2 separate regions of the Homo sapiens genome follow, and region 1 is linked to region 2. Evidence: chromatin loops called from intact Hi-C (ENCODE). Cell type or tissue: endothelial cell of umbilical vein. All regions are shown on one strand. Links, peaks and the distances in the headings refer to the core of each region. The heading gives the core; the rest is flanking DNA. Region 1 has its middle 32 kb from the start of ZNF638. Region 2 has its middle 11 kb from the start of DYSF.

Region 1 (11,984 bases), core at 2,150-10,149, 160 kb after region 2:
TCAGTCTCCCAAAGTGCTGGATTACAGGAGTGAGCCACCACACCCGGCCAAAAATAATAAAATGCTGTCATTTGCAACAACATGGATGAATCTGGAGGACATTATATTGAGTGAAGTAAGCCAGACACAGAAAGATAAATACTGCATATTCTCACTCATATGTGCAATCTAAAAAAAAGTTGATCTCATAGAAGTAGAGAGTAGGATAGTGATTAACAGAAACTGGAGCAGGAGAGGTGGGGAAAGGGAAGAATGGGGAGAGGTTGGTCAGTGAATACAAAGTTAGGTAGGAAGAATAAGTTCTGTTGTTCTATTACACTGTAGGGTAACCATAGTTAACATAATGTATATTTCAAAATAGCTAGAAAAGAGGATTTTGAATGGCCTCATCACAAAGAAATGATAAATGTTTTAAGGTGTGGATTTGCAAATTACTCTACAAATTACTCTAATCAGATCACTATCAAAATATCATATTGTATCCCATAAATATGTACAAATTTTTTTTGAGACAAAGTCTCACTGTGTTGCCCAGGCTGGAATGCAGTGGCCCAATCTCGGCTCACTGCAACCTCCATCTCCAAGGGTCAAGTGATTCTCATGTCTCAGCCTCCTGAGCAGCTGGGATTTCAGGCGTGCATCACATCACGCCCGGCTAATTTTTGTATTTTTACTAGAGACAGGGTTTCGCCATGTTGGCCAAGCTGGTCTAGAACTCCTGGCCTCAAGTGATCCACCCACCTCGGCCTCCCAAAGTGCTGGGATTACAGGTGTGAGCCACTGCACCCAACCATAATGTACAATTATTATGCATCAATTAAAAATAAAACTTTTAAAGAGAGCCAATTAGAATATTTAACTGAAAAAATGTATACATACGGAATGCCAGGAGGATGCCTCTATCCTTATGTGGAAAGTGTGGGAAGTGATCATCCTTATTCTGTGGTTACAAAGGTGCTGGTTAAACTCCTGTAACTTGAAACACTGACTTTGCTAAGAACAGCAGAATGAAGAGAGGAATGGACCTGGGTCCATAATGATATAACTGAGCCACTGTTGATATTTATCAGCTTGAACCCATTCTACCTCTGGACTTCCTTTTATAGAAGGCAATAAATTGATTTGTTTGGATTAGGGTTTTCTGTAACTTGCAGTCAAAAAATTTCCTAACTCATAAATTCACTACTTCTACATCTAATTCTTGCAAAAAAAACAAGGTTCAGTTCAATTGGTCCAGCTGAAAGCAAACAGGAAAGACCACAGAGCCTTGCAAAGAGGTATATTTCTTGCCCACAAACAGTAAACTCTAAACAGATGTGAATCAGACAATCCGTAGCTTTTCTTGGTTACAGAAGCCTAAATTTCTGCCCAGCTAAATCAAAGAAGACATCACAGGAGAGATGATCAGGATTTAGGAGCAAATAATGTATTAATGGTGATTCCTGTTTATGCCTTATTCAGTGAGACAGATGATCATGCCAAGGGAACACTGGCAGACTGCTAGGTTTGAGGGGAAATTCATTAGTTCTGCCTTGTTTAGACATGTAGAGTTTGAGGTACCTTTGACATAAGCAAGCAGGAATGCTAAGCAGACAGTTAGATACCTAGGCTGGGGCTCTGAGGTTTATGAGCTAGAGACGTAACTCTGGGAAGTCACTGGCATGTATCTAATAACTTAAGCTGTGAGCCATCGGTGAGATTACCTACGGAGGTAATACCAAGTGAGGAGAGAAGATGGCCAAGTGTTGAGAATAGGCAATATCTAATGACCATGAAAAAGAGGATGAGCTTGCAGAAACAAATGAGGGTAAACTACACAATTGTTTTAGATCCATATAATACAATATTATTTGACAATTAATTTTTTAGATAACTGAAAGAGTTTAAGGTACGTGTAGTATGTTCCCATTTTTAAATAGAAAAAACACACATATGTGTAATCATATATCCAAAAGTACATATCAGGTAGGGTGCAGTGGCTCACACCTGTAATCCCAGCACTTTGGGAGGCAGAGGTGGGGGGATTGCTTGGGCCCAGGAGTTTGATACCAGCCTGGGCAATACTGGAGACCCTGTCTCTGTAAAAAGTAAAAAAAAATTAGCCAGCCATGGTGGTGTGCACCTGTGGTCCCAGCCACTTAGGAGGCTGAGGTAGAAGGATCACTTGAGCCCAGGAGTTCAAGGCTGCTGTGAGCCATGATTGCACCACTGCATTCTAGCCTGGGTGACAGAGTGAGACACTGTCTCTAAAAAAAAATTAAAATTAAAAAAATTTTTAAAAAGTGTTTAAAGAATTAAAACTGTTTATCAAGAGGTAAGTTTTTTTTTTGTTTTTTTTTTTTTGTTTTTTTTTTTTTGAGATAGAGTCTCGCTCTGTCCCGCAGGCTGGAGTGCAGTGGTGCAATCTAGGCTCACTGCAAGTTCCGCCTCCTGGGTTCACACCATTCTCCTGCCTCAGCCTCCCAAGTAGCTGGGACTACAGGCGCCCGCCACCACGCCCGGCTAATTTTTTGTATTTTTAGTAGAGACAGGGTTTCACCGTGTTGGCCAGGATGGTCTTGATTTCCTGACCTCATGATCCACCCACCTCGGCCTCCCAAAGTGCTGGGATTACAGGCGTGAGCCACCACGCCTGGCCAAGTTTTTTTTTTTTTTTTAAAAAAAGCTTAAAGTTAAGGCACAAAGTATAAGTATATGTATGACATGAGTAATTAACAAATCTGAACTTACAAGGAACTGCTATCAATCAATAAGAAAGTATTAAACAACCCAATAGAAAAATAAGCAATATATTTGAGCAGCCATTTCACAGAAAAGGAAACACAAATGGCTAATAAAAAGTGGCCACCTCATTAATGCTCTACCTCATTAATAATCAAGAAAATGTAAAACCTCAATGACATTCATTCAATTCAGTCAACAATATTTATTAAAGTCTTCTATGGGGAAGGTGCTGCTCTAAATTCTAGAAACACAACAGTGAACAAGATATGAAAAACTCCCTATCCTTAAGGAACTTAAGTTCTAGTGTGGAAAAGCAGTGGCAGTAAGTGGTCCGGAAAGAAATAAAGCAGTGAAGAGATAAGGGAGTGGGAGAGAAGCATGCCAAATTTTAAAGGGGATGGACAGGGAAAGCCTCACAGAGAACTTCACAATTAAGTGAAGGCCTGAGAGAGGTAAAGGAGCAAACTACGGAGATATCAGGGAGAGAACATTCCAGGCAGAGGAACAAGTAAGTGCAAAGGTTGTGAGGAGCACTAAACAGGCCAGAGTGATTGAAGCAGAGACCATTTTGCACACACCAAGCAAAAACCAAAAGACCAAATATTGGTAAGGATATGGAGAAACATTAATTCTTATATACGGCTAGTAGGAAGGTACATGGATCATGATCACCCTGGAAAACCATTTGTCATTTTCAAGCATTACCCTCGCAGGCATGTAGCCTAGAAAAACTCTTGAACAGGTGTACCAAGAAGCCAGTACAAAATGCTCACAGCAGCACTGGTTTTTTAATAGCAAAATTATTAAATTCTGGATTTTAATACCATTTTTAATTGACAGATGAGTGACAAAAATAAATGATATATACATAACAGAATACAACAGAGTAGTAAAAATACATGTGCTCTAGGTAAGTATCTACATGGATGAACATCTGGAATATACTCCTGACTAAAAACAAAAAGCAAGTTACAGAAGAAGAAGAATAGGAATCATTTTACGTAAAGTCTTCAAACATGCAAATCTAAGCAATACCGTGTTTATGATTTTGCCCATTAGTGGTAAGATATTTTTTCATGTAAGAGAATAAGAAATCATCACACCTATAATTCCAGCACTTTGGGAGGCCAAGGCAGTTGGATCACTTGAGCCCAGGAGTTGGAAACCAGCGTGGACAACATGGTGAAACTACTTCTCCCCAAAAAAACACAAAAACTAGCCAGAGATGGTGGCACACGCCTCTAGTCCCAGCTACTCAGGAGGCTGAGGCAGGAGGGTCACTTGAGCCCAGGAGGTCAAGGAAGCTGCAGTGAGCCATGATCACACCATTGTACCCCAGTCTGGGTGACAGAACAAGACCCTGTCTCAAAAAAAAAAAAAAAAAAAAAAAAAAAGAGAGAGAGAGAGAAAAAATAAGAAATAAAAAAGTCAGATTGGGGGAAGTTCAAAGAGAGGCACAGGATGAGTAAGGGTATAGAGGGCTTCAAAAATTATATTAATGTTCTATTTCTTCAATTGAGTGGTTGAAGAAATGGCGTTAATTTTATTTTTATGATTTTATCTTACAAATATCTCAGATTTTCTTTTGGATATTTGAAGTATTTTATTTAAAAAGTTTTATTTTCTAAAGAGAGAATGTACAAGCCCAGTGCAGTGGCTCATGCCTGTAATCCCAGCACTATGGGAGGCCTAGGCAGGTAGATCACCTGAGCCTAGGAGTTCGGGACCAGCCAGGGCAACATGGTGAAACCCCATTTCTACAAAACACATGAAAATTAGCGAGGTGTGGTGGCATGCACCTGTAGTCCAGCTACCTGGGAGGCTGAGGCAGTAGGACTGCTTGAGCCCGGGATGCAGATATTGCAGTGAGCCATGATTGCGGTACTGCACTCCAGCCTGGACAACAGAGTGAGAATGTCTCAAAAAAACAAAAAAGAGTGAATAAAGTAAATGTACAGATTTTAATTTCATTAGCAGATCATTTTAATGTGATCCTAAAATAGTTAAATATGTAAGGCATAATATCCTTTTAAAAATCTTCTTGATTATTGAAAAGGTCTTTCTTCTGTGCCCATAGAAAATACAGGGCAAAAAAATCTATGTTTTTGGCCAGGTGTGGTGGCTCACACCTGGCATCCCAGCACTCTGGGAGGCGAGGGGGGCAGATCATTTGAACTCAGGAATTCAAAACCAGCCTGGGCAACATGGTGAAACCCCATCTGTACTAAAAAGAACACAAAAATTAGCTGGGCATGGTGGCATGCGCCTCTTGTCCCAGCTACTTGTGAGGCTGAGGCACGAGAATCGCTTGAACCCAGGAGAGGGGGGGTTGCAGTGAGCCGAGATCATGCCTGCACTCCAGCCTGGGCAACAGAGCGAGACCCTGTTTCAAAAAAAAAAAAAAAAAAAAAACCCCACTTTTTTTTTCTTGTCTCACTTTAACATAAATATCTTTCATATAAATAAACAAAATCCCTATCCTTTTCTCTTCAGTGACTAATGTAAGGGTAAGAAATAGGGAAACATGACGGACAGAGGAAAAGGAAAGCTATTAAGTGCCTCCTAAACCAAAAGCAACTAAATTTTATTTGGAAGTTGTGTGTGTGAGAGAGAGAAAATCCTCATGCAGCTCACTCATCTACTTAATAAATTTTAAAAAGTTAACTCCATAAACCAATAGAAAATCATTTAAATTTTAATTCCATATAATTTTAACATTTTTATGTGCCAGGCATTGCTCTAAGTGCTCTTACACTTATAGATTCATTTAATCCTGAGAATAATCAATGAACTAGGCACTATTGTCATCTCCATTTTAGAGAAAAAGGAACCAAGGCACAGAGCTAAGTGATTTGCTGTATGTCGCACAGTTAATAACTGGTAATCTGTATCTGAACTTCAGCAGCAGGCCTCCGGAATCCACGCCCTCAACCACTATATTAGATTGACTTCCTCATATGATGGAGTCTTTTGAAAGGGGACAGAGGTACAGAGGACAGAAAAGAGAGAAAAAGAGAGCAGAAAGCTACGGAAACAATGCTGATGTCTGCTAAAGCCTAAGAGACAAATATCTAACTCATTTACCAGTATTGTTCTTTAACATGAATGAAATCTTTTCGTTTAAACAATGGGCAAGTATTGCAAAAAACCTGCTAGAGAAAGTATTCTGATCATTCCATAAAACTTGAAATATAGACATTCTTAAGCTTTCTTTTCCTCATTTCCATCAGGGAATGTGTGATTGCTTCCAAATCTAGCTTAAAAAAAAAAGATACCTTAGAATTTTGTCACCACCTTGTGGTCTTTTGTAGTAGTGCTACTGAAAACTTCAGAAGAATCTGGGCTGGGGTGCAGTAAAAACACCAATGCCAATCTTAGGGCTATTTTACCTGCTTTCAATAATTTTAATCACCTTCAATGGACTCCTGTATTTATCTACATTATTTTTTAAGTGTGGTGACCAAAATGAGGCACAATCCAGTCTATTACTGAAATACCAGACCAAGGTTGGCCATGCCCAAAACCTTTCTAAGGACAGCAGCTATCCTACCAAGCCCCTGCTAAGCGGAAGTCTGTGTGACTTTTCAGTTATAACTTAAGTCAAGACACTTCCTTGTACTGAACTTATTTTGAGTTTCCTTAGTCTAGTCCAGTAGTACATTAAGTCAAATCAGTTGTTTTTTTTTTTTTCCAGACAGGGTCTCGCTCTGTTGCCCAGGCTGGGATGCAATGGCACAATCATGGCTCACTGTGGCCTGGACCTCCTGGGCTCAAGTGATCCTTCCACCTCAGCCTCCCAAGTAGCTGGGATCACAGGCAGGCACCACCATGCCTGGCTAATTTTTTTCTTATTTAGAGACAGGTGTCTCACTACATTGCCCAGGCTGGTCTCAAACTCCTGGGCTCAAGTGATCCTCCCACAAAGTGCTGGGATTACAGGCATGAGCTACCTCGCCTGGCCAAATGAGTATTCTCAAATTAGTAACTATCCTATTTCCTCACCTCAGAGCTGATTTTTCCCTCTTAAGGGTGTTTCCCTTCCCCTCCTTAGGGAGGGAGGAGGGACAGGCTGGCACAGGGATAGTAAGTGCAGGTTCCAGAACACTTCAGGGTAAAGGTGGGAACTGAGGAGTCCTTCAAGCACATCTACTTCCTGGCAGCTCCCTGGAGTTGGCAACTGAGAGCCCAACTTAAATTCCAGATAGAACTTACATGCAACCATGTTGCCCATTTTCCTGTCTTGCTTATGGTCAAAATAATCCATGAAAAACCCTTACATTACTTATTCAGGCGTAGCATATACAGTTTTGTGCAACCAATCCCAAATCCCATGCTGTGAATTCCTCTCAGTCTTCACTCAGTTTTCTCTGTGACCCTATATTATTTCTTCTATTTTTTTCCCCTCTAGTGTTCTTAGCCTAAGAACACTAAGGCGGTATGCTCCTAAATCCCATCCCATCCACTGATGTTTGAAGATCTGCAGAGCAGTTCTTTGGTTGACCCAATACCTCAGAAGCTACTGACATTTAATGGCTGAGGGCCAGACATACCAAAAATCATTCAGTGTGTAAGACCCTGTCTTAAGACAAGCTGTGCTGCACGATAGTTAGGAAAACCACTACCGTTCCAGTGCCTGGCCTCCTGCATTATGTATAACTCTTCCTTATAAATGGTCAGTAAAACCCTTAAAATTACACACTATTTCACAGACTAATAAGATAGACTACATACTTAGACAAAGTGGAGAAAAGGCCAATGCAGTCCCCTGCCCTGTTTAATAATATATAATTTCCTTTCTTTTACCTACATGAGTTAGTTAATTTTGAGTAACTGAAATGAATATATGATGAGATTCTACTGTATCTATTCCCTACACTTTAATACACATTGTTCTGTATCTTGTTTTTTGACTTAATAATTCTTTGAGATTGCTCTACATTCATGTAAAGAAATCTACCTCATTCTTTTTAATGACTGTAGCATATTTCATTTTAGGGAGATATCCTAGAATTTACTTAACCAGTCTTAGTGAAAGAATTTTAAGTGAAAGAATTTTAAGTCAAAGTGTAAAGTGATGATATATATTTTGAAAAGATTATGTGGCTATATGGTAGGAAATGGCTTAAAGGTTTTCAACAGTTTATGTGAGGACCCCAGTGACAGGACATTACCACAGTATTCTTGATAAGCAATGACTTATTTTTACTGTTGATCTCTAATAATTCCCCAGTAGGGTGAAATTTTTTTTAAAAAAAAATATAAAATAGAGGCTAAGTCTCGCTACGTTGTCCAGGCTAGTCTTGAACTCCTGGGCTCAAGCAATCCTCCTGCCTTGGCCTCCCAAAGTTCTGGGATTACAGGTGTGAGCCACCATGCCTGGCCAGGGGTAAAATCTTAATGGAAGGAAGAAAGGATGGGAGGGAGGCAGTGAGGAAAGAATTTTGATGTAGTCCAATTTAGCTTTTCTTTCTCTTTATAGTTAGTATTATTTGCATCCTATTAAAAGTCTTCTTATACCAAGGTTATGAAGATATTCTCATATATTATCTTCTAGGAACTTCATTGTTTTGCTGCTCACATTTAAAACCACAACCCACCTGGAACTTTTTTGTTTTGTTTTTTGTTTTGAGACGGAGTTTTGCTCCCGTTGCCCAGGCTGGAGAGTGCAATGGCGCAATCTCGGCTCACCGCAACCTCCGCCTCCCGGGTTCAAGCTGTTATCCTGCCTCAGCCTCCTGAGTAGCTCAGATTATAGGTATGCACCACCACGCCCAGCTAATTTTGTATTTTTTGTAGAGACTGAGTTTCTCCATGTTGGTCAGGCTGGTCTCAAACTCCCAACTTCAGGTGATCTGCCCGCCTCAGCCTCCCAAAGTTCTGGGATTACAGGCATGAGCCACGGTGCCCGGCCTTTTTTTTTTTTTTTTTTAATAGTGTGACGTTGGGTCAAGCTTTGGTTTGATTTTTACTTTGTATGTTTTTTCCTTCCTTTTAAAAATAATAATATCTGATTGTCTCCATGCCACATACTGAAAAAAATTTAATTATTTCCCTTCTTCTCTTTAGGGTCAATTTGCTCATACATGAAGTGTCCAGATATATGTGATTCTGCTTCAGCACTCTCTATTCTAGTCTTTTGATCAATTTTTCTATTCTTCCATTAATATTACACTTTCTTAATAATTACAGTGTCATGTTGTCTCTCTCTTTTTTTTTTTAGTAAAAAAAAAAAAAAAGGCTGGAAGCAATCCTCCCACCTTGGCCTACTAAAATGCTGGGATTACAGGTGTGGGCCACCATGACCGGCCATATTAAGTCTTGATATCCAATATGGCTAGCCTTCCCACTGTTCAAGATTGTCTGGGCTATTCTAGGTCTTTTGCATTTCCAGATACATTTTAGAATCAACTTGTCAAGTTCTCAAAAAAAAAGAAAAAAAACTTACTGGATTTTGAGTTGGGACTGCATTGACTCGGTGAATCAATTTGTTAAGAAGTGAAATCTTTACAATATTGAGACTTCTAATCAACAAAATATGGTATATCCTTCTAATTACTCAGAACTTCTTTACCTTCTCCCAATAACATTGTATGGTTTTCTGCATTAATATTATGACTATATTATGTTACATTATTTAATGTTTACGATGCTTTTGAAAACAGTATCCCTTTTCAAAATTTATTTTGCTTATTCCTACAATATAGGAAAATAATTGATTTTTGTACACTGGCCTTAAATCTGGCAATAATTTAGTAATTTTTTGCATCTACATTCATGAGGAATATTGGTCTGTACTTTTTTTTGTATTCTTTATCTAGTTTTAGAATAAAAGGCCAGGTGCAGTGGCTCATGCCTGTAATCCCAGCACTTTGGGAGGCCGAGGCAGGTGGATCACCTGAGGTCAGGAATTGGAGACCAACCTGGCCAACATGGTGAAACCCCCCGTCTCTACTAAAAATATAAAAATTAGCCAGGCATGGTGGTGCACGCCTGTAGTCCCAGCTACTTGGGAAGCTGAGGCAGGAGAATCACTTGAACCCAGAAGGCAGAGGTTGCAGGGAACTGAGATCATGTCATTGCACTCCAGCCTGGGCAACAGGGTGAGACTCCATCTCAAAAAAGAAAAAAAAAAAAGTAATTCCTAGCTTCATACAATGAATTAGAAGGACAAAACCACATTATCTCAATTGATGCAATAAAAGTATTTAAAATTCATCATCCTTTCATGATAAAAATACTCAACAAACTAGGAATAGAAGGAAACTGCCTCAAAACAATAAAAGCCAGATACAAAAAACCCACAGCTAACATCATATTCAATTATGAAAAACAGAAAGCTTTTCCACTAAGATCAGGAATAAAACAACGATACTCACTTCAGACACTTTTTTTTTTTTTTGAGTTGTAGTCTCACTCTATTGCTTACGCTGGAGTCCAGTAGCACGATCTTGGCTCACTGCAACCTCTCCCTCCCAGGTTCAAGTGATTCTTATGCCTCAGTCTCCAGAGTAGCTGGGATTACTGGTGTGCACCATCATGCCTGGCTAATTTTTGTATTTTTAGTAGAGACAGGGTTTTGCCATGTTGGCCAGGCTGGTCTAGAACTCCTGAGCTTATGTAATCTGCCTGCCTCGTCCTCCCAAAGTGCTAGGATTACACATGTGAGCCACCAAGCCCGGCCTCACTTTTGCCACTTCTATTTAACGTAGCGTTAGAAGTTCTGGCCAGAGTAATCAGGCAAAAAAAAAAGAAATAAAAGACATCCAAATTGGAAAGAAAGAAGTAAAATTATCTCTATTCACAGATGACATGGTCTTATATGTAGAAAACCCTAAAGATTATACACACACGCACACACACACACACACAACCCCACGAGAACTAAAAAACAAATCCAGTAAAGTTGCAGGGTGAAAAACACAAAAATAAGTTGGTTTCTATACAATAGCAATGAACAATCTGAGAAGGAAATTCAAAACAATTCCATTTGTAATAGCATCAAAAAGAATAAAATACTTAGTGCGAATAAACTTAAGGAAGTAAAAGACTTGTATAATGAAAATTACAAATTGCTGAAAGAAATAAAGGAAGACACAAATAAAAGGAAACATATCCCATGTTCATGAATTGGAAGAGTTAATATTATTACAATGGCAATACTACCCAAAGCAATCTACAGATTCAATGCAATCCCTTTCAAAAATCCCAATAATGTTTTTACATAAATAGAAAAATCCATCCTAAAATTCATATGGAATCCCAAAGGACCCTGAATAGCCAAAATAATCTTGGAAAAAGAAGAACAAAGTTGTAAGATTCACACATCCTCATTTCAAAACTTACTGGCCGGGCGCGGTGGCTCACGCCTGTAATCCCAGCACTTTGGGAGGCTGAGGCGGGCGGATCACGAGGTCAGGAGATAGAGACCATCCTGGCTAACACGGTGAAACCCCGTCTCTACTAAAAATACAAAAAATTAGCCGGGCGTGGTGGCGGGCACCTGTAGTCCCAGCTACTCGGGAGGCTGAGGCAGGAGAATGGCCTGAACCCAGGAGGCGGAGCTTGCAGTGAGCCAAGATCACGCCACTGCACTCCACCCTGGGTGACAGAGGGAGACTCTGTCTCAAAAAAAAAACAAAAAACAAAAAACTACAAAGCTACAGTAATCAAAAACAGTGTGATACTGGCATAAAGATAGACATGCAGATCAGTGGAATAGAACAGAGAGCTCAGAGATAAACCTTCACATATATGATCAAATGATTTTCAACAAAGGTGCAAAAATCATTCACCAGGGAAAGGACAGTCTTTTCAACAAACGGTGTTGGGAAAAGTGTATATCCACATGCAAAAGAATGAAATTGGACCCTTACCTTATATCATATACAAAAACTAATTCAAAATGGGTCAAAGACCTAAACACAAAAGTGAAAACTATAAAACTCTTGGAAGAAAATATAGGGCAAAAGCTTCATGATATTGGATTTGGCACTGACTTCTTGGATATGACCCCAAAAGCACAGGCAACAAAAGAAAAAATACATAAGTGAGACTTTGTCAAAATTGAAAAATTTTTGTGCATCAAAAGATAGTATTCAAAAGACAGTATAGGTGAGTGAAAATGCAACCCACAGAGTGGGAGAAAATACCTGCAAGCAGTATATATTATAAGAAATTAATATCCAGAATATGTAAAAAACTCAAAAACGGTGGCTCACGCCTGTAATCCCAGCACTTTGGGAGGCCGAGGCAGGCAGATC
Region 2 (11,984 bases), core at 1,418-9,417:
TCCTGTGCTCTTGGGATGAAGCCCAGATTCATTTCCTCGGGCCAAAGGGCAAGGCCATTCCACCTCTCGCTCTCCTAGCTCTAGCTCCGGTGCCTCGTCAGTTTCTAGAATATGCCAAGCTCCCTCTCAGCTCTGAGGTCCGCTGTTCTCTCTGCCTCCAGCTGCCTTCTTCTCTTTCTTTGCAGAACCACCTATTCATACTTCAGGCCTCAGCTTAAAGATCACCTCTCCAGGAAAGCAGTCCCTGATATCCTGGGGTCTAGACGGGTCCCTCTGGCAAATGACTGCACAGCAGCCCTTTTCCTTCTTAGCACGCATCACAATGGTCAGGAATAACTATTAGCGTAATCACCCGTTTCGTGTCTAGCTAGACTGTGGAGTTGGTCAACGAGGGGAGAGACCAAGTCTGTCTTAGTGACCCAGGTATTCCCAGCGTGTAGTACAGGACTGGCCTGGCATTGGTATAGTGGACACTGCACGTGGCTCCCGGGTGTGGGTTCTGCCCACTGGTGAGTTCAGCCAGTGGTTCTCAAAGGGGATAGTACTGCCCCCTAGAGGGACTTTTGGATATTACAAAGCTTTTTTTCTTTTTCTTTTTCTTTTTTTTTTTTTTTTCCTGTCTATCACAATGATTCCTGGCTTTGCTTTTGCCCCTATCATACCCCACCCTACCCCAGCTCCAGTCCTTCAGAGTCACCACAGGAAATGGAAATCTGTAGGGGGTATAACTAATACCTCCATAGGAACATTCCAAGGGACTTCTGCCTTCCCTTGGCTTGCATCCAAGGAAAAGGGTCTCCCCACATCTGTTCTGCAAATCAGAAAAGCAACTGCTGGTGATCTGACCCCTGGACACTTCCTGAGGCCTCCTTTTCATCCCAGCCTCCAACTTCCTAGTCTGGCTGATGTTCACTGACCTGGACTTCTCCCTAATCAGATAACTGACTGTTCCCTTGCAGACTTCATACTGAGGCCTAGTAACTCAATAGGGCTTCCTCCCGAGGGGACATTATCAGGAATTAAGTTCTAATGGAGAGTGTGGCTGAGACCTGACCTCCACCTCCCAGTATATGTTCTCCCCTTCATCCACAGAAATTTTCCACAGCACTTTACTTGGGTACATGGTCACCCAAATAAAAACATTTCCCAGCCTCCCTCATAGCTGAATGTAGCCAGGAGACTAATTGATGACCAACAGAATATGAGCAGAAGGGCTGTATATAACTGCCTGGATATGTCCTTAAAGGGAAGCGGCACGCCTCCCCGGCCCCCTTTCCCCTCTGGCTGGAATATAGACAGAGGCGTGCGCCATCATGGACCACGTTGTCAAAGGGAACTTCTGGGGATAACAGAGCAATAAAACAGGAGGAGCTGGGGTCCTGGACAGCCTGTGGGTCAGAGTCTTACCAGTCAGGACTGTCTACATTCAACTATTATGTGAGTGGAGAGACCATCATGCTTATACCAATGTTAGTTAGGGCTTGTTTACAAATAGCTAGATCTGCATCCCACCTGAGGCTTCAGGTGAGGGCAGCTCCTCGGGACCCCAGGCTACTCCAGCCCCACTGTAAAGGTGATGGGGCCAGCTTAGGAGCCATAGCCTGGAAGGAAGGGCTTGAGGGGCCTGTTTGGAAACTGAGTTTCATGCTTATTGCAGTGTTTCGGGGCTGACAGAGGTTAAGGGGGAAGGGGACTAAAGCTCTCCCACTCACTCCATCCTGTAGTCACTGATGACAGGTGCTGCCTGATGAGCCCAAGGGAGAGGACACTGGCTCTCTGCCCTCCAGAGAGCCCAGGCCCAAGGTCTCCAGGATTGAATGAAATACTGTGTCTCAGAAGCGGTCACTGGTGTTCTCTGGGACACATCCAGCCCACAGACATGTTGTCTTTAATCAGTACAATGTTTTATAACAAAATTGTACCTTAAATATTAGAAGACTTTTCCGTATAAATCTGGATTTACAGCTTCTCTTGAAAAAAATCAGAGAATGTGGCACCTGGGCCTAGATTTTCCACCTAACACTGACCGTCTGGCACCTGTAGACCAGGTGTCCCCCCCTCAGCTCACTCCCAGTATGCACATAGGATTTCCCCTCCAGCTTGATCTTAGTCCACCTGCCACGTTTCTGGAAGTGCATGAGTTTGTGACCCCTGTCACTACTTATTTGTGGCCCTACCTTCCTGACCATCGAGGAAGGCATGCTTCTAATCATCTCTTGCTGCTGGAGTTGGGCCAGTTCTCCTCTGGCCACATTCTCCTAATGTTAGCTGGTCCTTTGTGTTTCCCAAGACTTAAACATGGGGTGCCAGGAGGCAAACAAACCTTGCCTCTCTGCTCAGTGACACTGACCTTTAGAGGAACATTCTACATGAGTTGACAGGACTCCTTCAGGGCATATTTGTCAATGTCCAAAGGCTTCCGGAAGTATAGATGAGGCCTTCTTCCCTCTCCCTTCACATTCATTTAAGAATATGTGTCCGGCGGATATCCCAGTCCACCAGGTGGAATTGACAGGGGACCTGTGTATCCAGCAAGAGGGTAGAACCCACATGCAGTCCTGGTTCTGACCACAGCCATGATTAGGGCCTGTCAGGGGAGAAATCGTGCATAGTGGAAACAATCAGACAGTCCTGGGCTTCTGTCCCAGGCCACCCTTTCCTAGTGGTGTGACCTGAGGCATGTGATTGGACCTTTCAGTGTCTGTTTCCACTTCTGTGCAATCAAAAGAATGAGGACAGTTTGCAGCGGTGTTGGGAGGATTAAACAAAACACTAGCAACTCCAGCACAGTGCTTGGGGCACAGCACATCCACAGTAGATGTGAACGCTCTCTCTGCTAACATCCCATGCTAGTGGACCAATCTGGAAAGAGACTAGCATGCAGGAAGTAGAGAAAGAAAGTGAGTTTGGCCTGGGGAGAGGGACTGAAGAGGTTTGTGGGCTGCTAGTGAGTCACCAGAGGAATACTTGTTCCCAGAAAGAGAAAGTACCCCAGTGAGGGCCACTGCCAGCCATCAGGCAGGTGGCCAAATGACTTCGCCTCAGAAGGGACTGCTCTAGGAGGGGCAGCCAGAGAAGACAGGCCCAGTGTCCCTGGGGGCAGACAGACGGCCACCCACCACTTGGCCTGTTGTGTCCAGCCTGGCAGGACAGTGGATGGAGAAACAAAGCTGAGGATAGAATTCACCAAGCAAAAAAGACATTGAAAGCCTTTGTGGATGTGTACAATTATTTCTTAGTACATGTACAATATATGTTAATAGTAATGATTATAATAAATTTATGTAAAAGTATATGTAATAATTATTATAGTTAACATTTATTGCTTGCCTGGCTGTTTGAAGTGCTTTATATGGACTAACACATAAACTCTCCAGAATGATTCATCCAAAGCAGGTACAAGCTATTGTTATCAACACTTTACAGATAAGGAAACTGACACAGAGTGGTTAAGTAACTTGCCCAAAGCCACATAGCTTGAAAAGTGGCAGACCTGGGATCCCGAGTTCAAGATGCAGGCAGTCCTTCTCTCCCTCTTGTTCGATGCTGTTATCCCACTGGACTGTGACTCAGGCTGCCAGCTAGCCGCTCTTCTGAGCCCCCCGCCCAACTTTCACTTTCTCCTAGACTGGCTAAGCTTGAGATCTACAGTTACATGACCCCCTCCCTGGAAGTCCCGGAGCACCTGCCATACGCACCACAGGTTGCCCACCTCAGTGCCATGTGACCATTGCCCTGGCCTTGGCTTATCAGACCCTAGGCAGCCACCATAGTCCTGTCAGAGCTGTGAGCTTGCCCGGAACGAGAGCACTGCCTGGAGGGAGCGTCCTGCATCAACTGGTGACTGATTGGTCCTATCAGATATAGAGAGGGTGAGGCAGAGAGCAAGGACCCCCTGAGATAAGAAAGCATCTGCAAGACCAGAACATAAGGGCTGAGGATGTCTGTGCTTGGGTGAGCAAGCAGCAGTAAGGACCACGCACGTGATGAGAGGAGTCAAGGTGCAGACCGAGGGGGGCATCAGGGTCTCAGCCAGGCCTGGGTTCAGGTCCTGCCCCTCCACCTTTTCTTGCTTGTCTTTGGTAAATCCAAGCTAAAGCCAGAGGTAGATAGCAGAGTGGTTAAAGCTGGGGATATTGTGGGGGCTCAGGAGCCAGATACTTAGACTCAAATCATAACCCCACTACTTACCAGTGTATAACCTCAGGCAACTTACTTAACCTCTTCATGCCTCAGTTTCCTTATCTGTAGAATGGGAGTGATGACAGTTGCTACCACATATGCTTGCTAAGAGGACTGAGGTGTATATGTCTACATATAAGGACCTGGTACAAATTATAACCGGGTCATGATGTAGCTTCTATTAATGTTCTAGTTAGAACAGTATCTGCCTTAAAATAAGCATGGTGTCAGTTAAATAGATCTCTTTCATAGGACTGTTGGTGGGATTTTCAAGAAACACCACCTGACAATGGTATGCTTTTGTGCTTAGCAAATGTCCATTCCCTCTGTTTGTGAGGAACACGCATTTGAAACCCCAGAATCCTCCATCTTTTGGTCAATTGTTTCACACCATGCTCCTGCAGCCCTGCACTCCCCCTACTCTGACTCAGCTTCTTGCTGGGGACCCCAGGCACCACCCTCCCTGGCTGGCTCAGGTCCGAGTGCCCTGGTGCCCTGGGTGTGGGCAGCATATGGTATGCTCTCCAGAGCACTTTCTTATTCATGCACCAAGGATACTGAGAACAACAGAGGGCACTGATGAGGGGTTGGGGGTGGGGATGCTGTGGCCACTATGTGACCTTGGCCAGGCTCCTTCACTTCTCTGGGCCAATATCCTTATCTTTAAGGGGGGATAATATCTTTGCCCTCTACCTCACAAAGCTTCTGTGAGCTTGCAATGAATGTATACATGCACAAAGGGGCTGTGAAGTGTGGCTACAGGGTATTATAATCATGTAACCAAAGGAGGGGCTTTATGGGACAACAGATAGAGTCTGGGAAGAGCAGACCCAGCCCAGCTGGGGAGGGAAGGCTTCCCAGACTGGTGTTTTGCTTTGAGCTGCATCCCTGAGACCGAAGTCTTCTGTGTAATCATTCACCAAGCTGACCCTGCCAGGGAGAAGGAGAGCGAGCAGGCCTGAATGTCACAGGGAGGCCAAATTTGGACATGGGTTAGGAGCTTGGCTAATGCAGGACGTGAAATGTGGCCAGGGGCTGGGGGAGGGGAGGGACTGCATTCCCCAGGACTGCCTGGCGGTTTCAGTGATGACCAGGGGTGGGGGCTCCAGCCAGTCTCTTCCTAGGCTCAGGGGCTCATGACGGATTGGCACAGAAAATGTACTTCCTTTCCCCAAGGTGAGCTGTGTGCTCTGGGCCCTGGAAAGGGGGAGCCTACCCCGAAGAGCCAGGCAGCAGGCAAAAAGCAGATGGGGGTGGGGAGAGGATTCAGCCAGGGATGTGTAAATGGGAGGATGCAGGATGGGGGGAGCTGCTCCACACACAGGCCCTTGGGGCTGAAATAACAAAAGAAAAGCCACACCAGCAGCACTTCCTGCACTTCTGGGGTTAGAAAGTGCCTGCCATTTATTATTCATTCTTTCCTTTCTCCAACCAGAGGTCTGAGCCTAGCCTGGGTGAGGGACCATGAGGTAGAAGCCTAGTGTATTGAGTGTATGGGGGTGCAGAGGGGGCATGTGGTCAGGGAAGGTGGAAGAAAATCTGGTTCAGGCTGAGTGGAAGCCAGAAACAAAGCCCCTGACAGCAGGGGCTGCTGCAGCTGAGTGTACATTTGGAGCACCAGCCCCCAGGTTCAGGGGCTATAAATGGGGAAGAGGTGCTGGCGTGGGAGGAGGCTGCTTCACCCACAGAGTGCCTGTCCTCCCTCCCCTCCGCCAAGGGGCTATTTACAGTATGAATGGTGCCCCCTGGAGTTGTGCACCAGGAGCCCAGAGCCCTCAGCCAGGCTGCTGAACAGGGCCACTGACCTGGCCTGCCCAGAGCTGAGGATGCGGAGAGGAAGCATGAAAGACTCCCATGTCCTCCCTGCTGGAAACACCTGGATAAAGCTCATTTCCGGAGGCCACGTGGGAAACTGATTGAGAGCAGATCAAAGCAGCACGTTAGGAAAAAAAGCACAGCTGGAGTGCCACAGCCACCCCCTTGGTCCCCACTCTTGGTGTACACTGCTTTCCAGGCCTCAGGACCATTCAGCAACTCCTCCTCAAGCTCTGCTCTGGTCCAACAAATCCAGAAGCCCTGAATCTCATACCCAAGAGAAGGTACTCATGACATGATCCCTTGCTCATGCTGAGCTGGACACAGGCCTGTGCTTTCGGAGCTTTTATTCCTTGGAACATCACAGGTGTCCCACACGCTCCAGGGTGTGCATGTGCCTGGGATCATATGTGCAGATGGTGTCTGTGAACAGGTGTATCCAGGAGCTTGTGAAACTGTGCTGAATGGCCAGAAACCAACTAATGCTATGATTTCTGGAAGTCTGGGATGTAGTTAGAAGTCAGATCTCTGGGGAGAAGGGGAGTGGCAGGTAGTGGAGGCTGAGAGGAAAACCCACAGGCTGGGTGGGAGGTTCACACTCTTTCCCCCTAGTTCTTCTCCCCCAGTATGGTTCCAAGCCCAAAGACCCAGCTGTGTAGATCCTAGCTCTGGCTTGGTCCTGAAGGGTTCCTGGAGAGCAGCCAGGGCCCAGCCCTCAGCTCCTGGAGGAAAAGTCAAGTCATAACTCTATGAAGGCCCTCCTATAGGAGGTCCCAATCTGATAAGGGAGTGGCTTCCCTGCTCAAGGAGGCCTCACTCTGATGATAGAAAGCAGATACGACCCCCGCTCCCTCCACCCACTGGTCCGTTGGGGGCAGGGGTTGGGGGCAGAGAAAGTCTGTAAAGGTTGGTGCTGTGACAGCTGTGCCCAGCTGCTAAATTTCCCCCATCCTGTGCGCAAAGCAAGGGTAGGGTGCCTTCGCCTCCAGTGGCTGCCAGCCTGCCAGGCCAGCCTCTGAGAGAGAGCAAAGGGCCAGGAAAGCAGCCAGGCGCAGATCGGGGCGGGAAGAGAGCTGGGTTATAAATAGGCCTGGGACCAGACCTTCAGGGGAGAAGGAGGAGAGCCCTGCAGTACAGCGCTTCGCCGCCGGCAACGCAGAAAGACCTCTTTTCAGAGATCCCGAAAAGGTGAGAGGAGAGATGCTGGTCCCACCTTCCTGGCCTACCTCAGTACCAACCTGGGCTGAAGCTTCCAGGAGAAGCGCCATTCAGACACCTCTCTCCTTCCAGCCTCAGTTTCCCTCTGAGTCGCCCTCTGCAGACCTGTGTCGTTGCAACACTCAACGTCAGTCTGGCGGGGCCAGAAAGTCTCCTGTCTCTCAGCTCTAGGTGCTCTCCAGGGTTGAGAGCCGCGGCGTCCCCTCCTCTACCCCACCCCGACCCCGGGCGAGGGTGGTCGGCCCCTCCTACCTGCAAACACCGCGGAGCAGTAGGCATCGCTGATGTCGGTGTCGGGTGTGTGGACGTTCTCGGCATAGAGGATGAAGACCCTCAGCATGCTTGGCGCGTGTAGGGCCCCGTGCGCCCAGGGCGCAAAGAGGGCTCGGAAAGGTCGGGAGGGCCGAGGCGCCGCTTGTGGGTCCCCTCGCTGGAGAGGGCTGGCTGGGCGAGGCCGGCTCGAATCTCTGGCTCCTGGCTTAGAGCAGTTGCTCTTAAAGGGGAACGGGCCACCCCCGGCTGCTCCAGTGGGCTAGGCTGGGTCCCCGCCCCGGCTGCGCTCACCCCGCTTGTCAGCCGGCGTTCCGAGAACAGGGGCTTCTGCTCATCTTCCACCCCCGCCGCCCTTCCCGAGCTCCGTCGAGCTGTAATCTAATGCTCCGGCTGCGGAGTCTCCCAATGACACGGCATTTTGCACCTGGCTGGGCGGCGGCCGCGATGGCCGGGGGCTGGACTAGGGCTCCGGGCGCCCGGCGTAGCCCAGATCTCGCTCTTGGACAGGAGAAAGGCTCGGCTCCTCCCCTGAGCTTCTACCCCCTGGCTGAGTGCTGCGCCAAATCGGTTGCCTCCTTCCGCCTCGGGGATTGGAGCAGTCTCTCCAGAACTCAACCCGACCGCCCGGGGTAGGACGGGGGATCCTGGGGAGGCCTCTTTCCCTAAGAGAAGCCTGGAGTTGAGAATTTCATTGACAAGCAAGGCAGCTGCCTTAAAAACTTTGCCCCCTTTTTCTGGCTTTAAAAGCAACACATGCCATTTTAAAACAAAAAGCATAAAGAAAGAAATCTCTGGTTCTGAAAAAATAGTATATTAACATTTGGGTATTTGGCAGCCCAGGCTTTCTCCTCTGAATGTATACACACATGTAAATTGCAGTATTTATTATATATCTGAGTGTAGAATGCAGTCTGTGTCCCACGTTTTCATGTAACATCTTACATCATTAAACAATTATTCATAAACACTATTTTCAATAGCTATATAATTGTCTGTCATATGAATGTACTAGATTCACAAACTTTCTCTTGTTTCACATTTAGGCTCTCCCCAGATTCTACTATAATAGTGAGAAAGGGAGTTTCTTTTTAATAAAAAAGATATAAACTCATCTTAGCCCTCCCCCTCCCCCCACCCAGTTCTTCAGATTAGATTGTAAGGTCACAGGATATGACTTTTTTTTAGGTTCTAGTACCTATTGCTAAACTGCCTTCCTGCAGATAGATCCACACTCCCGGCAGCCTGTTGACTCACCCTCTAAAGAGGGCCAGTTGGATGGGTGTGCAGCTGTCAGCAAAACTCCCACAGCAGCCCCTGGGGGCAGTAGACACACCCAGGGCAGGATGGGCTGGCCGCTGACAGGTGGCTGATTTTTTTCCCCATAGGGAGATACTAGAAGAGAGCAACACTCCCCAAAAAAAGGTCTGTAATTTCAAGATTAGGGTAGCAAACATTTCCTGTGGTCACTTAGGGTCCTTCTGTAGTGGTCTATGCCTTCTTTTCTTTGCCTTTAGCACAACGTATGGTGGGGGGTGGGGAGAGGAAGAGGAAGAGGAAGGGGGGAGCTGAAATGCAATCATTCATTTAATGGGAGTGTGTCAAGTCCTAAAATAAGTCAGGCACTGTCCTGGGTGGGGACACAGTGGTGGGCACAAGTGACACAGTCTGTGTTATGGGCTGAATTAGGTCCTCTCGAAATTTCTATGTGAAAGGCAACTTCCAGTACCTTGGAATGTGATTCTACTTAGAGATAGCACCTTTAAAGAGGTGAACAAGTTAAAGTGAGGTCATTAGGGTCATCCAATCTGACCAGTGCCCTTATAAAAAGAGGAAATTTAGATACAGACAAACCAGGGATGCATGCACGCAGAGAAAAGGCCATGTGAAGGGCACAGGGAAAAGGCGGCCATCTGCAAGCCAAGAAGAGAGGCCTCAGAAGAAACCAAGCCTGCTGACTACACCTTGATCTTGGACTTCCAGCCTCCAGAAGTGTGAGAAATAAATTTTTGTTATTTAAGCCCCCCAGTCTGCAGTATTTTGCTATGACAGCCCTAGCAAACAAGTAGAGTCCCTAACCTCAAAGAGCTTCCACTTCAGTGAGGGAAACTGACACTTATGGAATAATCACGTCAGTCACATACCATTACAAATATGTAAGTGCCATAAAAGACAGAAAATGTGGGAGTGTGAGAACAGAGAGCAGGGAGTCCTCATCGCGTGCCCAGGACAGTAAGAGCTATTTGAGATGAGATCTGAAGGTCAGCTAGGAGTTCACTGGGCAGGACTGAGGTGGGGGCAAGGAAGAGAGTATTCCAGAGAGAAAGAAGGAAGCGCTCTGTCAAGGCCATGGGAGGAGAGGAGTGTAGATTAAGGGGTTGTGGAATGGGGCAGGCAGGCTGGAGGGCACCATGCAGGGCCTGGGGGAAGCTGCCTGAGGCCTGCTAAGTCCAGAGGAGTGGCAGGATCTGATTTACTTCTCAAAAGCTCCCTTGGGCTGCCTTTGGAGAATACAGTGCAAGGGATCAGAGTGGAAGTGAAGAGTTAAAAGCTACAGCAGAGGGTCAGAGTGAGAGTTGATGGTGACTTGGACCAAGGTTGTGAAAAGGGGGATGGCGCAAAGTAAGGCAAAGCTAGGAGGAAGAAAGGAAATTCTGCAAGAGCAGATGAAGCAATCAAGTTTCCCATTACAGAACTTGGCCATTATGTGTTGCTGGAGAAAACAGTTTTGGCTCGGATGTAGCAACTGATTGATTGACTCAGTCATTCATTCATTTACCAACATTTATTGGTACCTTGTCTGTGGCAAGCATTTTTCAGATTCAAATTTTACAGAAAGATAGCAAGGAGGGAGTAAAATTTAATTGCTTTGGGAAGAAGGGCAGGAGGCCCTGTTGATGTAGGGAAAGCCCAAATTATGGTCTATTTTTAAAGAAGTACAGTTTGGCTCTATTCAGATGTATAAAGTAACATGAACCTGCTCTGTGGCAGAGCTAAAATTGGACCTAAGAAGCAGCTAGCTGCTTGCAAATATGGTGTGGCTACAGTGATTTGAAAAGAGCCAGTTTGGCTGGGTGCAGTGGCTCACGCCTGTAATCCCAGCACTTTGGGAGGCCGAGACGGGTGGATCACAAGGTCAGGAGATCGAGACCATCCTGGCTAACATGGTGAAACCCCATGGTGGCGGGCGCCTGTAGTCCCAGCTACTCGGGAGGCTGAGCCAGGAGAATGGTGTGAACCTGGGAGGTGGAGCTTGCAGTGAGCCAAGATCATGCCACTGCACTCCAGCCTGGGCGACAGAGCAAGACTCCATCTCAGGAAAAAAAAAAAAAAAAAAGAAAAGAGCCAGTTTTCTGTATAGGTTAAACACCTTCCTCACAACTTCACTACTTTATTCATACAGAAGGCTGTCTTCAAACTTTTTCTGCACAGCCCAGTCTGTGCAGAAATAAACCTCTAGTGAGCATGTCTGCCCCCAAATTGTAGGACATGTTTGGGGTATCTTCTCTATTTAAAAGAATCACTTTCTCTGAGACTACCCAACCTGAATCAATCACATTCTCTCTCCCAAAAACGTGGAATTGGGACTGAGAGAAGCTAGCTTCTGTGTGGCTGGAGCTGAGATGAATAAAATGGGAGGCTCAGAAGGGGCCCCGCACATGAAGTGGAGAAAGTTTCGCAGTCAGAGAAAAAGAGATCACGTGTAGGGGGTGAGGTGGGGAAAACAAGATCCAGAAAGAGACCCTTCTGGTTGTTGTTCCTGGCTCTCATTCCTTGAGTCTCCCTGCCTGTGAGTGCTGAGATAGTCCTTGTGGTGGATATTTGCCATTTTTGGCTTCCAGCTTTTAATCTCCCTCTTCCTAAAACATCCTTTTCCCACCCCTCTTGGTGGGCAGAAGTGCCTGCCTTTTTTCTGGAAGCTTTAGAGATAGGGCCTCCCACTCTGTGTCACTGGGCAGTGTGGCCTAGGCTCAGACAGTTGGATGCTCTCTCCCAAGACTTGAAACAAGTTCTTGAGCTTCAGGAAGTCAGACATGGCAGCTGCCGTGTGACAGCAAATGACCAGGTAGGGCGCCTGCTGTGCGAGTCCTGTCCATAACCAAAGCCAAGTTCTCCAACCTCCCTCCATTCTGTTAGCCCCCAAAGCTCTTCTGAAATCCTCTCTTGCTTCAGATATCCAGGCTTGGCTGCTGTAGCTAGCAGCCAGGGATCCAGACCAACATGCCCAGTGTCTTTATAGTGAGTCGCTGCACATTTTACTTAGGTTAACTTGAAATGCAATTCTTTTTATTTTTAATTTTTTTAGAGACAGTCTCCCTCTGTCACCCAGGCTGGAGTGCGGTGGCAAAATAGCTCACTGCAACATCCAACTCCTGAGCATGAAGCACAGTTCTGTTTCTTGCTATAAAAGAACAAGTTCTTGTGGCCCTGATGACACTTTGATCTTGAATTTCTGGCCTCCAAAACTGTGAGAATAAATTTGTTGTTTTTAAGCCACC

What was found. A loop is a pair of places that touch in the nucleus more often than their neighbours do. Peaks named below come from ENCODE experiments on the same cell type or tissue, not always from the same donor. Only the 100,000 strongest peaks of a DNase experiment are listed, where the experiment ranks them.
Region 1: it touches region 2 in a loop (3-fold over the local background); 2 of 110 quality-filtered maps call a loop at or near these places.

What each region holds. Positions count from the first base shown.
Region 1 is chr2:71,293,651-71,305,634 of GRCh38, reverse strand. No RefSeq gene overlaps it. Among named protein-coding and RNA genes, the nearest start is that of ZNF638, 32 kb to the left of the region's middle. In endothelial cell of umbilical vein, for the core only: a CTCF peak has its summit at 6,043 (motif pointing left); a DNase peak (open chromatin) is centred at 5,984.
Region 2 is chr2:71,449,570-71,461,553 of GRCh38, reverse strand. It overlaps a transcript of DYSF not described here. Among named protein-coding and RNA genes, the nearest start is that of DYSF, 11 kb to the left of the region's middle. RefSeq lists enhancers at 6,437-7,285, 7,286-8,135 and a silencer at 10,446-10,632. In endothelial cell of umbilical vein, for the core only: CTCF peaks have their summits at 5,940 (motif pointing left) and 8,826; a DNase peak (open chromatin) is centred at 5,543; H3K4me3 peaks cover 1,380 bases; H3K27ac peaks cover 1,264 bases.